Linked DNA regions of Homo sapiens: region 1 is linked to region 2. The links are chromatin contacts, found by Hi-C or POLR2A ChIA-PET in ENCODE. All regions are on one chromosome and are shown on one strand. The core of a region is the stretch at or near the end of the contact, and the rest is flanking DNA. Distances in the headings are between cores, read along the strand shown. Region 1 overlaps GARS1-DT (GARS1 divergent transcript). Region 2 overlaps ZNRF2 (zinc and ring finger 2).

Region 1 (2,803 bases), core at 85-2,584, 220 kb after region 2:
AAGTTGAATAGTTAGAGCAGAGCCTCTAGTATGGGAAGAACAGTGCTTAAAAATTACAGAAATTGCAAAGTATAAAATAAATAGAACACACTATATGAAATGTAAAACTCTCATGCATCGTTTTCTAAAGAACAGTATCAAAAAGCAAACAATATGACTTCCTTGTTAGAAAACAATTTGGAAAAATGGGTCTTTTTTGCATTTTTGATACAATTTGCTTCAGTAATGCCACTGATCGCAATTTATTCTAAGGACGTGATTCTAAATGCACAAAAGGAGATTTATACATATGGATGTTGATTCAACTCTTCCCTCTCTCCACCCAGAGCAACCAGGCATGAGCTCATCCTCAAAGCTGGGCACACGGGGCCACTGTCCCAGGATGCTGGGTGCTTGGCCCTGTAAAGGATGAGGAAAGGAACAGCTTTTCATTGCAGACAGTGGGGTCCGATAAGGCTGTTCTGGCCACTAGATGGTGGTTGTGTTTATCGAAGACTACTGGATGCCTGCCAAATATCTGTGTTAGTCCATTTTCACACTGCTATAAAGAAATACCCAAGACTGGGTCACTTATAAAAGAAAGAGGTTTCATTGACTCACAGTTCCGCATGGCTGGGGAGGCCTCCGGAAACTTACAATTATAAGGTCATGCTTTGGCAGGAGAAAGAGAAGCAAGTACCTTCTTCACAAGGAAGCAGGAAAGAGAGAGGGTGCACAAAGGGGAAAGAGCCCCTTATAAAACCATCAGATCTCGTGAGAAACCCCTCACTATTATGAGAACAGCATGGGGCAAACCACCCCCATGATCCAATCACCTCCCACCAAGCCCCTCCCTTGACATGTGGGGATTACAATTGAGATATTGAGCTTGGAACGCAGGAGGCGATGCTTCTGCCCTCTTGACTCTGGTTAGAATGTGCATCAGGTGAATCCTGTTTAGTCCTGGTTGCTGAACCACAGAGGGAGTTGAACATACTGGAGCTTATCCAGGCAATATGACCGTCAGGAAACTGCATCACTGAGGAAGTTCTGAGGGAGTTGGAACTAGACAGTTTAAAGCGACGGCCGGACAAGCTAGTGTCTCCTAGGAGCCAATGGCTAAGGGCAGAGGGAGCAGAGGGGTTCTGTATGGCCCTGGAGTGCAGAGCAAGTATCGGTGAACCGAAGTTACAGGGAGGCAGATGTTTGTCTAAGACAAAGAATCTTCTCGGGGTCAGAGCTGTCCGTGTGGACCGGAAGCCTGGGGAGGGAGTGAACAGCACAACCTGAGAGAAGTTTGAGAGGAGGCTGAGGAGTTCCTCTGCTCCCCCAGGAAGTGTGGAGCAGAAACCACATCTCAGATGCCCGCAGGAGCCAGGTGAGTCATCAGGAGGAGTGGTACAGCTACAGGCACACACATTAGAAATTAAAACCAACAGCAGCATCAATAAATACTGTGCAGTCCAAGCAAAACCTGCTGTGGAGGTGGGATTCAGTGACGCCCAAACTCTGCCGTGGAAAGTGGACGGGGGAGTGTATTGGTTTCTTGGGGCTGCCGTAAGAAACAACCACAACTGGGGGGCCTAAACCACAGAAACTCACCGACTCACCGTTCTGGAGGCTGGAAGACCAAGATCAAAGTGTTGGCCGAGCCATGCTCCTGCTGAAGCCGCTGGGGGAGGCTCCGTGTAGTTTCTGGGAGCCCCAGGCATTTGTGGCGTGTGGCAGCATCTCTCCGATCTCTGCCTCCATCTTCACACGGCGGTCTCTGCTCTGTGTGTGTCCAGATTTCCCTCTTCTTAATAAGGACGCTTGTCCCACTGGGTTCAGAGTCCACCCTACTCCAGCATGAGCTCATCTTCATTTAATTAAATGCATCTGCAATGACCTTTCCTGAATTAGGTCATACCCTGGGGTGACTTTCTCTTTTTGGGGGACACAATTCAGTTCCTAACAGGGAGTCTGAAGTCCACCCTGCTGGACACTTGTCAGCCTGGAACAACACCTCGCTTTGGAGGGGCTTTTGGCTTATGCGTGGGTTTTTGCCTGTCTCATATTCCTTGCTTGAGTAAGCTTCCTCCTTCCCACCAAACTGCGAGGTCCCAGCACCATTTAGTGGCTGAACCACCTTCTCTCTGCAGAAGAGGAATAGGGCATCTGGGATGCCGTAAGTAAGAGCTGAGAGGGGCTTGGAGGACCTCTCTGAGGTCCCTCTCCGGGGGCGGGACCTCTTCTGCTTGGAACCCTCTGGCTCAGAGGCAGGCACTGAAGGCTTCTGGAGGCAGAACCTGTGCATAGCTCCCACACAGCCCTGGCCTTGCTCAGCTGTTGATTTGTGGGTAGCTGCTGCCCTCTGCTGGACAGAGTGAAACGTGCTCTCCTTCCATTTCCTAGGACTCTTGTCTCCCTATCACAAGTTCCATTTCCTTCCTAGGACTCTTGTCTCCCTATCACCAGTTCCATTTCCTTCCTAGGACTCCTGTCTCCCTATCACAAGTTCACAAACTCACAGAGCAGAAAAGGGCCAGAAGGTCGGCAGGCCCAGCCCCATTATTCAGAGGCGGATACTGAGGCCAGAGAGGGGAAAGGCCTTGTTTAAGGTCACACAGATAGTTAGAGTAGGAGCTGGGACTAGAAATGGGTGGCCCTCCCTCAGCAGGGTCTGGAGGTGTGGGGTCCTGGAGGAGAAAGAGAAGGCACCTTACTCCTAGTAGAGACACCAGAAGGCTGGTGGGCAGTGTAACCAGGACCACCAGGTCAGCCCACCCACGTAGGAAAATCCCCTATCAGGCTGTGTGAGTGATCCCAGCTTTGCCTAACTCCA
Region 2 (2,860 bases), core at 42-2,541:
ATTCTAGACTACTAATTTGTTATTTTCAGTGACTTTTTCACTGCCTCTGAAATATTAAATTGAAAAATTACGGGTTTTTTCATTCTAGGAATTTTTACTGGTAAAGTTGTCATCATTGTTGCCTCCTTCCTTCCTGTCTTCCCTCATTTATTCTGTCCCTATAGTAGGTGCCTATTTAAATTTTTTGGTGTGATTCCCCCTCATCCATTCCTGCATATACTTACATAGTTAATGATCTTTCTCAGTTATATAATGTTACGAGTTACAGAATCTCTCATTACCTATGTCGGTCATACTGTTATCTTTTTTCTCAAATAGAAAAAAATAGAATGAAAGTTATTTCTCTTTTGTGAGCCTGTTGGTCAGTAGCCTGTCACACGAAGAATTTTTGTTTGAATTTGGAAATTGTTCCTTGGAGCAGGGAGAGTTTTCATTTTCATCCCAACTCTGGCTTCTTTCTGGTGCTTTCAGTGTCAGTGAGAGCAGCCTTCCTCCCTGCTCTGTTAGATTCACTTAGGTACTGCTGACTGCTTGGGCAGTTTAAGGATTAGAGGACATTGACCAAGTCCAGTGAAAAGAAATAAACCTTTTCCCAAATCAATGTGTTTTTCACCCTTTCCTTAGAACAATTAAAAAGAAAAAAAAATCCATGGTGGTACATGCTTGTAGTCTCATCTACTCTGGAGGCTGAGGCAGGAGAATCGCTTGAGCCCAGGAGGCAGAGGCTGCAGTGAGCTGAGATTGTACCACTGCACTCCAGCCCAAGTAACAGAGCAAGACTCTGTCTCAAAAAAAATAAAATAAAACAAAATAACTTCACACTTGCTGTTTCTTGATTTTCACATGGTTGGTTACATTACCTGAGGTTTCAGATGAATCTAGATTTATATTCTCCAGGATCCAGCAATTAGTCACAGTTATTTTAGTAGTTTAGGAGCAAGGTAAAGGGGATCAAGAAAGATTTCTCAGTTGTTCATGTTGCATAAGTTCTAATTTAGCCAGAGCTGCTGGTTCTTAGATACTTGATTTTTCTAAATATGTTAGAATTTTATGTTTTGCCTTAATATCTCAGGAATGGACATTTTAAATATTTTTCCTGTTCATACATACTTTTAATACTTCACCCACATATACTAATAAACATGCAAGCATTTATTGGTAAACTTGGCACATTTATATATTCAGTACTTTTTGGTTGAGTGGCTGACACGCACTTCCTGTATAAAGAAGTCAATACACTTAAAAATGTTAAAAAAAAAAAAAAAAAAAAGATCTGACTTCAGCTGAGTCACCAAAACCACAAGCAGTCAAAGTGCTCAAGTCAGTGGCAACAACAACCCATTGCTTTGGGGCATTTTCTCTGTTCATTGGCTCTTCACTTGTTGCTTGGTGTTTTCCTTAGTCTTCTGAGATCGGTTGCTTCATTAGTTGTTCAAAAAATATTTATTGAGCACTTAGAATGTGCAAAACACTATGCTGCATGCTGGGATAAGCTAAATCTACAAGGTCCCCTGCCCTCATAGAATTTACCCTGTTTCTTTAATACAGAGGTGGCAAAGGATTGGCCACATCTGACTCACAGCCATGTTTTATTTTGCTTACACAGCATCAGAAATGTTTTTTGAGCATTCACAAATGAGAATATTCATCTGAATACCTATATTTCCACCTGCTTTAATATACATCTGGCCACCCTGGGCCTTTATTTTCCCATGGCATTCTACTCGTAAAAGCAGCTGCCCCTTTTTGATAGGACTACATGTACCGGTTTGCTTCCATTCTCTAAAAATCCCTGAAACCAAGACCAAATTCAACAGGCATTTATTGTTACAATTGTACTATTCTTTTTTCTTATAAAATAGTTAAGATGAGCTGCATCTTTAGGCATCTGAGTTTGTGACCCATGCATACTGATTATAGTCAGCCTGCTAATTATCTCATAGCCTCTAGAAGAAGCAGAAGAGAAAAAGCCTTACTTACATACTTCACTTTCAACAAAAACAGTAGTAGATATGCACATTGTAATACTACTCCTCAAATTCATTCTAACAAAATGATATCGAATCCAGATTTATAAATGTAATGATAGTTCTGATGTAACATTTGATATTTATTGTTGTATGTTGTCATAGCTGTGTGAATTGGCATTTTCCAGCTTATTTCAATATTGCTGTAGTAAAATTTTGTTTACAATCAGCTAACATTTAGTGCCTTTTACACATTTTCACATTCATTAGATTTATTTTTAATCATCCGTATTAAAGACCATGTGAGATGTAGGTATTATCACTTGCAATTTATTTTATGAAAATGAGGCTCAAAGAGGTTTGTGACTTGTCCAAAGCTCAAGCCTGTTCTTTTTCCATGAGACTGCCTTCATTTGCATTATCTCCTAAGATCTTCACAAGGATCCTAAGAGACAGGTCAAGCAGGTTTTATCATTATTACCACTTAAGATTGCAGAAAACAAACTCAGACTCCCTTCTTGCGAATAATCACGTAGCTAGTGTTCAGAACATACCTGCTCTGTTCCAGGTATCTCACTAGGCATTTGAGAGGTATTATTTATTTCTACCACTACCCTGTGAGGTAGGTACTGTTATCCTGTTATATTCCATAATAAATTGGAAGAGTTGGAGTTTGAAACTAAACTGTAAATTAAAAAAAAAAAAATTGCTACGTATTACCCAGATTGCTGGACTCTTTTATTGCCACTATGAGCCTACATACATTAAAATTTAAACATTTGTCTAATTTTAAAAGTATACAGTAATAAGCTTGAAAATCAGATAAAGATATTAGCTTTGTTGTGTTTTCAGGACTGGTGCTTTTCTCTCCTAGTGATTGAATAGAAATGAAC

Evidence for each region. Hi-C counts contacts between places; a loop is a spot of excess contacts on that map. ChIA-PET counts read pairs that join two places held with the same protein, here RNA polymerase II (POLR2A). Pooled maps may share reads with other maps.
Region 1: a map of naive thymus-derived CD4-positive, alpha-beta T cell shows a loop between it and region 2 (2.9-fold over the local background). The contact joins two enhancer-like sites. A Hi-C loop is called at or near these places in 3 of 168 maps with a recorded cell type or tissue (CD4-positive, alpha-beta T cell, CD4-positive, alpha-beta memory T cell and naive thymus-derived CD4-positive, alpha-beta T cell), 3 of 37 single-sample maps with no recorded cell type and 11 of 50 pooled maps. POLR2A ChIA-PET finds 5 or more read pairs at or near these places in 2 of 52 experiments (Panc1 and activated T-cell).

What each region holds. Positions count from the first base shown.
Region 1 is chr7:30,562,142-30,564,944 of GRCh38, forward strand. GARS1-DT (GARS1 divergent transcript) reads right to left here. Exons shown (of 7, transcript NR_038889.1): 4 at 1,590-1,857. Among named protein-coding and RNA genes, the nearest start is that of GARS1-DT, 14 kb to the right of the region's middle. RefSeq lists an enhancer at 2,438-2,487. Within about 2 kb of position 1,335, at least 7 of the 41 ENCODE cell types and tissues checked have a DNase peak (open chromatin) inside an H3K27ac peak, as active enhancers do.
Region 2 is chr7:30,346,925-30,349,784 of GRCh38, forward strand. All of the region lies in intron 2 of ZNRF2 (zinc and ring finger 2), which reads left to right. Among named protein-coding and RNA genes, the nearest start is that of LINC01176, 43 kb to the right of the region's middle. RefSeq lists a silencer at 1,229-1,523. Within about 2 kb of position 1,292, at least 14 of the 41 ENCODE cell types and tissues checked have a DNase peak (open chromatin) inside an H3K27ac peak, as active enhancers do.